Linked DNA regions of Homo sapiens: regions 1 and 2 are each linked to region 3. A link is a contact called in ENCODE Hi-C or POLR2A ChIA-PET data. All regions are on one chromosome and are shown on one strand. Each heading gives the region's core, a stretch centred on a gene start or an enhancer-like site at or near the end of the contact. The rest is flanking DNA. Distances are from core to core; before and after follow the strand shown.

The links. A loop is a pair of places that touch in the nucleus more often than their neighbours do. ChIA-PET counts read pairs that join two places held with the same protein, here RNA polymerase II (POLR2A). Pooled maps may share reads with other maps.
Region 1: a pooled map shows a loop between it and region 3 (23-fold over the local background). The contact joins the promoter of METTL22 here to the promoter of EEF2KMT in region 3. A Hi-C loop is called at or near these places in 1 of 37 single-sample maps with no recorded cell type and 6 of 50 pooled maps. POLR2A ChIA-PET finds 5 or more read pairs at or near these places in 1 of 52 experiments (activated T-cell).
Region 2: a loop to region 3 is called in a pooled map, with 14 times the contacts of the local background. The contact joins the promoter of TMEM186 here to the promoter of EEF2KMT in region 3. A Hi-C loop is called at or near these places in 3 of 37 single-sample maps with no recorded cell type and 9 of 50 pooled maps.

Annotation. Positions count from the first base shown.
Region 1 is chr16:8,619,987-8,623,319 of GRCh38, forward strand. It overlaps METTL22 (methyltransferase 22, Kin17 lysine), which reads left to right and starts at 1,712. Exons shown (of 11, transcript NM_024109.4): 1 at 1,712-1,789.
Region 2 is chr16:8,795,640-8,799,472 of GRCh38, forward strand. It overlaps TMEM186 (transmembrane protein 186), which reads right to left and starts at 2,000. Exons shown (of 2, transcript NM_015421.4): 1 at 1,973-2,000; 2 at 1-951. The coding sequence starts at 1,975. The coding sequence ends at 313. It overlaps PMM2 (phosphomannomutase 2), which reads left to right and starts at 2,200. Exons shown (of 8, transcript NM_000303.3): 1 at 2,200-2,309. The coding sequence starts at 2,244. RefSeq lists enhancers at 1,594-2,288, 1,927-1,976, 2,289-2,983.
Region 3 is chr16:5,095,681-5,099,431 of GRCh38, forward strand. EEF2KMT (eukaryotic elongation factor 2 lysine methyltransferase) reads right to left here and starts at 2,115. Exons shown (of 8, transcript NM_201400.4): 1 at 1,964-2,115. The coding sequence starts at 2,059. RefSeq lists enhancers at 1-245, 1,734-2,359 and silencers at 1,796-1,955, 2,126-2,255, 2,566-3,105.

The DNA.
Region 1 (3,333 bases), core at 462-2,961, 3.5 Mb after region 3:
TCTTTTGTAGGGGCACTAATCCCCTATAAAAGATTATAGGTTTGACAAGAGGAGGAATGTGATCTTTTGATTTTTAAGGGTCATTCCCCCGGTTTAAATTTGAAGACAAAACTCCCAAGGGTGTGAACAATGCCTTCCTAGTGCCCTCCCCACCACTCAACATCCTCTGGGGATAACTAAGAGAACCCTCAGCGAACTAGAGAGAAAACTATGAATAGAATCTGGTCCCAAGACACCCAACTGGCTCTCTGTGTACTGTCCTGGGGGATTTCAGGAAACATAATCTGTTTCTTAAAAAAAAAAAAAAAAAAAATTCTTATTTGTGTCGCTTAGTCACCCTATCAACTCTCCACGTTTTATCATCAGTAACCATGAAATTGATGTTGATTTAATTCTATTTTGAAAAGAGAAAAAAAAGTAATTTAGACAAAGGTTGCCAGCTGAGGCCATGTGTGTGCGTGTGTGTATATGTGAACACACAGGGATATAGATTTTACATATGTGGACTTTACATATGTTCCTGTGTGTATATTTGTATGTTCACTGACATGTCTGAGAGTGAGCACCACTGTGTGTGTCTGGGCATGTCTGTGAACACGTCAGTGTGGTGTATATCCCTGGCAGCTCCCCATCTCACGCACAGTAAAATCCAAAGTTCTTAGAATGTCACAAAAGTTCTAACCCTGGCTACCTATGTATCCTCGTTTCCTGCGGCCCATCCCCTGGCTTACTCCATTGTGGCCAGGCTGACTTCCATGATGTCACTGAATATATAGATTGAGAAAAGGGCCAATATTATTGACTGTACTTTTTCTAAAAATGCAGTGACTCAGGCAAGAGACGTGAGAATCTGTGGTCTATCCTGCTCATCCTCTTCAGGGGATTCTTCTGAGGGCTGTGCTCAGTCACGGACTCAGAGGCTTTCTGAAATTCTGCAGGCAAGAAAAAACGAGCAAACATGGAGTCTTATGTTTGCCACTCTGTCTCACCCCCTTGGTGTTGGAAACTTGATGAGCATACGAATTAACGAAATCACTACCACCTAATGAAATCACTACCACCTATTAATAATAACAAGTACTGGCTGGGCGTGGTGGCTCATGCCTGTAATTTATGAGCTTTAGGAGGCCGAAGCAGGAGGACTGCTTGAAGCCAGGAGTTTGAGACCAGCCTGGGCAACACAACAAGATACAGTCTGTACAAAAAAAAAAAAAAATGGTGCCACGCAACTGTAGTCCCAGCTACTAGAGAGGCTGAAACAGGATTCCTTAAGCCCAGGAGTTCAAGGCTGCAGTGAGCTAAAATTGCGCCGCTGCACTCCAGCCTGGGTGACAGAGCAAGACCATCTCAAATAAACAAACAAACAAACAAACGAGTACTAAGAGCATGGATGACGGTAACACCCGTGATAATAAATACAGTAGCATGCTGGTTAAATAGCACCGGCTCTGATCCCACACCCCGGGTTCGAATCCAGGCTTTACCACTTAGTAGCTGGGAGAGTTATTTAACTCCTATTTAAGTCTTTTAGAGGAATGAGTTTAGCCACCTAGGCGGGTCCCCCCAGCAAACACGCCTCGCCCGCGACCAGAGCGAAGGCTACAGGTGCCCGCCGGCAACCCTCGGACGCATGCGCGGCCCGGGCAGGTAGGTGGAGCCACGGTGCGGGGCAGTCGGATGGTCGCACGCGGGGGCGGGGCCGCGCCTGCGCAGACCGCCTGTTATGGCGGCCGCCTAAGTCCCACAGAGACGGGAGTCGGGTGGGATCCCAGGCTGGGCCCCGCGGCGGGTAAGTGCCTGGGAGAGGCGGCGGGATAGGGTAGGGTGCAGGGAACCTCCTGGCGCCGAGCCTGACTTTGAAATCCGAGCTCCCACAGATCGGAGGCCCAGATCCCTAAGGCCCGACCCCACTCTTAGCGTCAGTTTCCCCTTCTCAACACGGGTGTTGGGGAAAGAAGTCCACGTCCTCACCTGGGTTTCCATCCTGGGTCCAGGCACCTCTCCTTCGGTTCTAGATTAGGAAGGGAGGGCAGTGCCCGACCTGTGACTGTTTTTTGAGAGGGCAATAGTTAACCCACAAGGGTGGCGTCAGGAAGGCGACAAGACAAAGAGAACGAGTAGCCCCACGGGGGACGTCCCCGGAGCCCCTCACTACCACTCTACGCACCGTGGCCAGGCCACGTCTTTCCTGCCCCCAGCCTGGGCCTTCACACCCTGCCCTCCCCAGCTCCTGGCCTAAATCGTCATGGGATCGCGCCAAATTATTGATTGTTGAGTGAGTTGCAGTTATCAGAAAGAAAGATGAGGAGGGAAGTTATTTCAACACCGTGATCCCAGCACACTGCTTATTTGGGACAACTGACTGGGGACCTATAGGAGAAGAAAGCTGGTAGCGTCTCAGTCTAGCCCCCACAGCCTTAGAAGAGCCAAGAACACGTTAGCTCCTGCTGCAGGGATGAGCCTGCAGCCCTATGGAGAGGTGGTGGGGCAGGTCCCCATCTGCAACCTGGGTCTCCTTTCTCAGCTCTGCCCAGTAAAGAGAGGAGCCCGAAGCCCATACAGACCCTGCATTTCCGGAAAGAGACTTTTCCTGACTAGAGAAACTGTTACCTTTTTTCTTTCTTCCCAGCATTCACTTTAATCATTATTATATTACTATAATGATAGTATTTACTATTGTTGCTTATTGAACGTTTACTATATGTCGTAAGCCCGAAAAGTGGTAATTGTCTCATATACTCCTCTGAGTATATGAGGGCCTGAGATAGGTTCAAGAGGGCCTCCTTATTCCCAGATAGCTGATTCTAGGGAAAGCCACTTAAAGGGAATCTCCTTCATCTGGAACTTACATTGCAGCGTACATTTCTTGGGAAGCCTGGTTGGGTTGAATTTAAAAATGGAAAATTCAACTAGAGATTAAGAATTTGAGTTTTTTTGTGTGTGTCTATACTTAAAATTTGGTGTGTAATATTATGCTCACTTTTGGAAAAAGCAAAGAACATTGATTTTTCTGGGATGTAAGTTTTCCAACAAAATTGCGCTATAGGCCATGCCTGGTGGCTCACACCTATAATCCCAGCACTTTGGGAGGCCAAGGTAGATGGATCTACCTTGGTCAGGAGTTCAAGACTAGCCTGGCCAACATGGCAAAACCCCATCTTTACTAAAAATACAAAAATTAGGTGGACATTGTGGTGCATGCCTGTAGTCCCAGTTACTCGGGACTCTGAGGTAGGATCACTTGAGCCCAGGAGGCGGAGGTTGTAGTGAGCCGAGATGGCACCACTGCACTCTAGCCTGGGCAACAGAGTGAGACTCTGTCTCAGAAAAAAA
Region 2 (3,833 bases), core at 750-3,249, 3.7 Mb after region 3:
CTTTCACACCAATGGACTCTATGGGTGACCTTGGCATAGGTTCTTCTAAGAACTGGCTCTTAACAAAAACTTCTGGCCATTATCTGACTGAATGTCACAAACAAGTGCTGTAAGAACTTGCTTAGAGCCTTTTTCCTAAACCTGTACACCAGCTCTTGCCTTGTGAATTTATTCACCACAAAACACATGTTCCCAGGGGCCCAGGCAAAGTCTCCAAGTACCCAGTCCCCTTTCTTCAGCCTTGCCCACACCCTCAGCCTTCCTGTTAATCCAGGCGACCCAGGGTTACCCAGAGGTCCAGGTCCCAGTTGTTCACTTGAGCATCTGATGTACCCCAAACACCTGTGTGAAACGCTCTCTGTCCAGGATGCGTCCATAGCGCAGGGTGACGTAGAAGGTCTGTTTCCCACTGTACCGCTGGATACGCACAAACATCTCCTGAGGCCGGTCCTTGGTTTCTGTCAGGGGAATCACATCTGCCATGGGACAGTATGTGTCCTGCCGCCAGCCCCAGAAGTTCAGATGGGCCACCCGCAGCATGGTGCCAGACTCATTCAGATACAGGATACCAACCAGTCTCCGTAAGAAATAGCTCATCCAGCACAGCATGGTCAGGGCAAAGCCCGATATCCCACTCATGAGGCACACGGTGTTGAGAGTGAGGAGGCCCTGGGAGTACAAGTAATAGCCTGGTGGCAAAGCTACCACTGTCAGGGCAGTCTGTGCCAACTTCAGTCGTGACAGGAACCCGAAGGTTCTGATGGCATCAAAACGGTAAAACATCCAGAATTTCTCAGTCTCTGCGTTTGGTAGTTTCTCCTTCGAGATGGGTGAACTGCTGCCCACCCACCTCTTAGGATCCTCCTGCCCACTGCAGCACCACAGCCCATGGAGAGGCCTTTCCCACACAGCTTTTCCCCGAAACCTACGCACAGCTCGGAGAAGGGCAGCCTGAAAGGGAGACAGTAGACCATTTCTCTCATGGAACTCAACCACATTAATCACACGGTGAACATCTGCAAAGCACCATACTCTAAGGCTTCTGCCAATCCTGCAAGGTAACCGTTATTGCCAGACGAGGGAAGGGTAAAGCCAGATGCTATCTCATGTGGGCATCACAACAGCTATCTAAGATAGTTATCACTATTTCCACTTTACCACTAGGGAAACTAAGCCCAGAGAGGGTAAGATATTTACCAAAGATCACACAGTCAGTGAGTGCAGCAGAGTCCTCCTTCCACCAGGCAATTCCAAATAAATACAGGAAAGGAGGTGCGGCCGTCATTAATTCAAAACATATCCAGGGAGGACAAACTCTGGGCTGGACAATGTATCCACAAGGGGGTGTGAACATTTCCCCAAGCAGGAAACTAAATAATCAGTGTCTTAGTGGGGAACTCGAGCAACAAATCTGTGAGATATTTATTCCAATAAACTTTCTAATTCTCTGTTTGATTCATATGCTATCTTGGGTGCTGGAGGGAACTGCTGCTTTCTCTTAGCCTAGTCTGGGGAAGGGGAAACAGCGGAGAAGGAGAAGGAGCGAGGCAGGGAGGCCCCAACACGTAGCACAAGGGTATTACTAGGTGGGTAGTGAAGCAGTAAAAGCTCTTATTCCAATTCTGGCTCCAACAGTAATTTGTGAGCAAATTACTCCACACCCCTGAGATTCGGTTTCTTCGCCTTTCAAAATGGGGACTCAGAACACAGTGAACCAGAGGATGGTTTCAGAGTCCTCAACTTAGTACCTAATGCACTGTGAGAGCTCGGCGAGTTTTAGCTACTACTACTGTGCGCATGTGACCCAAGGAGGGCAAGAGAAAGCCCGGGAAAAGCGAACTGTAACACACGCCAGAGCTTCCTCCCACGGATCCTCGGAGTCCGAAACCCGAGCGTCGGGCCTGCCCGCCCCAGCCCTGACCCCGACCCCAAAGAGCATCACCCCCTCAAGGCTCGCCACCCGCCTCCTTACCATGGCCCCACCACCTGCTGCCGGAAGTAAATCCCACCGGCCCCCGGAACCCCTAAGAGCGCATGCTCGAATGTACAAGGCGGGCGTGATCTGCGTTGCACCCTGGGAGTTGCGGTCCAGGAATCGTGGCTGCCGCTACTCCCAGGCGTTATGGGAACGGAGTCCCCTCCTCTTCCCGACGTGCCCTGCGACTCAGCGGCCGAACCCGGAAGTTCCGGGCCGAGTTCCTCGTGCCAACGTGTCTTGTAAGGTGCGGCTAGAAACTGGGGACATGGCAGCGCCTGGCCCAGCGCTCTGCCTCTTCGACGTGGATGGGACCCTCACCGCCCCGCGGCAGGTAAGTGGCGGCCGGCGGGCTGCTGGCAGCCGACGCGGAGCCCGTGCTGTTCCCAGTTGGGGCTATCGACCACCCAGGGTAGGCGCCAAGGGGTGGCTAAGGACCGCCTACGTCCTCACGGCGCTGAACCCTATTCTGGGTGCACTGGAGGAATGAGAGGGAGGCCCTAACCAGCTCTTGAAGAGCTCTGGTGCTTGGAAAGATGAGACGGGGCTGAAGAACTCTTAAGAGCAGGAAACTTGTGCTAGGTTGGAAAATGTAATCTGGACTCACCGCTAGTGCTCGGGACTGATAGACCAGGATTTCAACCCAAGATCAGGCCCCCTTATCAGCTATGTGTCGGCCCCAATCCTGTAACCAATGGGCTGTGCCGTGAGTCATGATATTAAAAACAGGTTTCCAGGTCAAACCGACCTAGTGGAGTCTCATCTTCACCTCTTGACATCTGTGTGACCTTCAGCGAGTCATTAACCTCTCTGAGCCTCAACATCTACAGCTTTAAATGGGGATGTTACCTGTTCCATATGGTGTCTGTGAGGATCAAATGAGATTGTGTAAGTTCTTGAAAGTATGTTGGACACAACACACTAGGCCTCAGTAAATAGTAGCCACCTCCACCACACCCATCTCCAGCCCCTGCAATGGACTAGGGAGATGGAGGAGCCCTAGGTTATTACAGGCTGCCCGCTGAGAGCCTCTTTGGGCCCTTGGAAACTTGCTTTCCACTTTCAGATTTTGCTGCTACAGGCACAGATAAGTTTCAGTTACGATCAGCCTTGAGGTGAGGCTCTCCTGGCCCCTTTTCAGAAATTGGCCACTGAACACTGGCCATTTCAACTTGAGACTGGACCCCAATGGTCTCACTATCCTCAGCTTCTACCCTCACCCCTCATAGTTTTCGCTTGGTGGTAACAATGGTGTGCTCCAGAAGTCCAGGTCAAATGCGTGTGACCTTAGACGTATCATTTTGCCCTTCTCAGCCACAGGTTTGATTTACCTAGTGATGACGCTCAACTCCCAAGTTCTTCAAAGGCTTTTTCTGATTCTGAAATTCAGTGATCACACACTTGGGTTTGTTAAAAGCCCATAGTGGTCTAAAACTCCGGTCCCCAATTCATTTTTTGTAAAGGGCCATATAGCAAATACTTCTCTGTCTTTGCTGACTATGTGGTCTATAGTAACCACTCAACTTTAGTGCAAAACCAGCCATAAACCCTATATAAATAAGAGTGGCTGTGTACCAATAAAATTTTATTTATTTATTACAAAAACAAACAGCTGCCCAATGTGGTCTGTGGGCCATAGTGGTCTAGGGTTTACATTGCCACCCTTTTTCATATCACTGAACCCTCTCAACCTTCCTCCATCTTTCTTCCCAGGTAGGATAGTTGTTATTACCGTTTTAAACATAAGGAAACACACTCAGTGAAGAACTAACCTCCTCAGTTTCACACAGCCAACCTGGTACAAGTCTCTGGGCCTCAGGATATTGGTTCCTGTCAAGTTTGCCATTTCCTATCTGTG
Region 3 (3,751 bases), core at 865-3,364:
TGCACCTGGATGAGTCACAGGAAGAAGGCTGACTTTTGGCCACATTAGTCCTGGCTACTTAGCGGCCACCCGGGTCATGGGCCAGCTCCCTGGTTGCACTGCTCAGCCAGGAATTACCAGGGCAGCCATGGCACCAAGGTTTGATGGGCTTGCCATCTAAGTGGAGATGCAGAATGTGCCCATACCAGCCTGAGTTACATTATCCTCTTACAGGGGCCTCAAGCCCAGCAGCGAGCCTTGGCTCCCGAGTTAGGCAGACTGTCTCGGCTGGTATGTGACACAGGGCAAGGCACTTCATTGCTTCAGAGCTCCCTCCATGCCATAAAAGGCCCTACAAGACCTGGTCCTAATCCCTCTCTCTGGCCTGTTCTCCCTCACCCCTGGCCCACCCTGCTCACTCCACTCCAGCCACACTGGCTGCCTTGGTGTTGTTCCTCAACCACAGCTGGCTTGTTTCCACCACAGGGCCTTTGCATATCCTGTTCCCCAAGCCCTTCCCATGGCTGGCTGCTTCACCACTCAGGCCCCAGTTCAAATGCCACCTCTTTGGGGAAGGCTTCCCTGATTCCCTGACTTTGGTGACTCTTCTTCCCAGTTCCCGCATTCACTATTTCCCTGTTTTATTGGCTTTAAAGCCACTGTCATCTGGTCTTTTCTTGTTTATTTATTTGTTTATTCTCTGGCTCTCCCATGCAAGCAGAGCCTCATCTGTCATGGGTACTGCTGATCCATGGTGCCTGGCTCACAGAAGGCATTTATTAAACATTTTGAGACTGAATAAAAACACTAGCTAACACCAACATGTATTTACCATGAGCCAGGCACTGATCCACAGGCTTTTGTACTCAACCCTGACAACAACCCTAAGAGGTAGGTATCATTATATCCCCCATTTTATTAATAAGAAAACAGCACAGAGAGATGCAGTCACTTGCCCAAGGTCACACAGGGCCAGGGGCTGGGCCAGGATTCGAAGCAGACAGGCTGTCTCCTGGGTCTGAACTCTCAACTACTGCACCCTAATCAAACAATCCCTCTGGTCAAATGTGAGTGGTAATAATAGTACCCACCTCGTGGGTGTTGAGGGTGAGCCCAAGTTAGCATTCAGCGTGGGCATGTGAACAATTACAGTCAATACTGAATGGAGACCTATGATGCTTTTATGAAGGTTTCTATTTTGGGTTAAAAATGCACGAATTTCTCTTGACCAGAAATGATCTCTGAGTGCAAATATTTTATGTCAATGGAATAACGCAAATGATTAAGCAACACCCCATAAAATGGGGCAGACCCAGGGAGGAATATATATCCAAACTCACTCATCCCAGTGAGCTCACCGCACATGAATTACAAATGAGGCCGGGTGCATTAAGCCCCTCTGCTGGCAGAAGGGAGGCTGCTGCCTGCCATGGGCCTGTGCTGAGAATGGCAGGTCCCCAGGGCGAGGAGAGGCCACCCCCTTCTCTGTCTCTTCCATCACAGGCGTGACAGCCTCAGAGCATGAGCCGATTCTGTGCAGTGCTCAACATACAGATGAGAATACTGAGGCACGAGGGACAGCCTGTGACCCGGTCACCGCGCTCAGGAGGACGTGGTTACCTGCGGTCCTGACGGCGCTGACTTTTTAGAATGGGCGAGGGCAGCTGTGTCCCAGTGACCAGAACGATTACTGCCTTTAAAAAGTCGTGAAAATGATCGTGAACTGTACCCCACACCGAGCGCGCGTCTGCCCCCCAAGGCTGTGGAGACGCCCCCAGCTTCCCCCGCCAGCTCGCGGGGCAGGAGGGGTGCGAGCGACTCTGGCCAGGCCCCAGGGACGGGGACCGGGTCGCGCGGCCCTGACCGGCGGGAGCCCAGGAACTCACGTGGCGGGAGCGCCAGGGGCTTCAGCACGGAGACCCGTCCCGTCTGCCCCTGGACTCCCGCGAGCCCCGCGGGCCTCTCCGCTCGCCCCGCCGCCCACCTGCCAGGGGAAGGAGCGCAGTGTGCGTGCCGCCAGGAAGCGGCGCTCGAAACTCTGCAGCAAGAGTTCGGTCCCCGCGTTCTCCTCGGGCGCCATGACGTGGGCGGGGCCGCAGCGTTGCCGGCAGACCGGGCGGAAGCCCGGCCTGGACTGAAGAGGGGGCGGGCCCAGGGCAGTGAGCGGGGGCAGAGAGGGGGCGGGGCCCGGGGGTCCCCCGGGGGTCAGGAGGAACGTCGTGGGGGCGGACTCTAGGGCGGGGCCAGGATGATTGTTATGAGGGCGGGGCCTGGGGTGGGGCCAGGATAAGCGTCGTTGGGGCAGGTCCTGGGTAGGGGGCAGGTCCTGGGTAGAGTCCAGGTTGGCGGGTCCTGGGGCGGGGCCAGGATAGGGCGATCCTGGAAGCTGGGCTTCAGAAGCGTCCAGGTTGGTGGCGTCCTGGAGGCGGGGCCTTGCGTGGGGGCAGGATAAGAGTCCTGGAGGCGGGCATTAGGGCAGGGATAAACGCCATTGGGTTCAGGAGGCGAGACTCGGAGCAGAGCCCAGGAGACAGGTCTTAGGGCGGCGCTAAGGCCAGACCCAGAGAAGAGCTCAGGAGGCGGGGCCGGGGCGGGGCGTTGACTATGTCGTAGCACATGGCCAGGCGGTGCTCGGACTCTGGGAGGCGGAGCTTAGGACGGGCCGACGTGGGGAGGGGCCCAGGGTCCGGGAGGCGGGGCCGAGTCCGGGCTGCGGGCTGCGCTCAGGAGGCGGGCCCTGGGAGGCGGAGCTTAGGGAGGGGCCGGTGTCGGGAGGGACCCAGGGACTGGGAGGCCGGTCGGGGCTGGGCTCAGGGGCCGAGACCTAGCTGGGCTTGGGGCGGGGCCGAGACGGAGCGAGGGGTCCAGGGCGTGGGAAACGGGGAGGGGTTTGAGGAGGGGATCGGAATGTGGCTCAAGTTCGGGAGGCGTTACCTGTGGAGGGTTTGAGGCAGGCCCAGCAGCGAGGCCACGGTCTGCCGACGCGGGGCCAGGGGCGGGCCCCAGGATCCGGAGCTTAGGGCGGGGCCGAGTCCGGGTTTGGGGACCGGGAGGCGGGGCCGGTTAGGGCGAGGGTCCCTGGGATCGTCGGGTCAGGCCTTGGGCCAACGTAGGCACTCTCGCAGTTCCTCCGCCTTCAGGAAGGTCTTTTTGGCAGGGGCCCTACGGGTGCGCGCTTCGGTCCTGGAGGCCTTATCCAAGCCTCCTCTCCATCAGCGCCACCCGTCTGGGGTCCGAAAGGAGGGAGCTTTCCCTCTGTCCCCCAGCCTTTGGACTGTCACCAAACAAGCCATTCGTTCACCAAATACTTATTAAGCGCCTACCAGGTACCTGACAAGGGAGATGTAACGGTGAGAAAAACTAGGTGTGGTCCAGGCCCTCCAGGGGCTCAGGGGCTCGTGGAAGAAGTGGACATTGAAGTATTTATCACACAAATGAGTATAAAAGTACAATAGCGATATCTGCCACGAAGGCGAGCAGACAGAGCTAGCGGGGCTTGCAGGAGGAGTTTTGATCTTGCAGGGACAGGAAGGAGGAGTTAGCTCCTGCGGGGTGGGATTGGGGGTGGTGGTGATATAGACGTGGGGACAGAGTGGAAAACAACAAAAATATAATTAATTTAGTTCAAAGTTATTGTGTCTTGAGTTGAAAGGCAGGGCAGTTAGCAACACAGTTCAGATTTCAGTACTGCCCCTGAAATCTGAACTGTGTTCAAAGTCTAAAACGTTTACCTTAGCAAATCCCTCATAAAACTCCATTTGGAAGAGTCCCG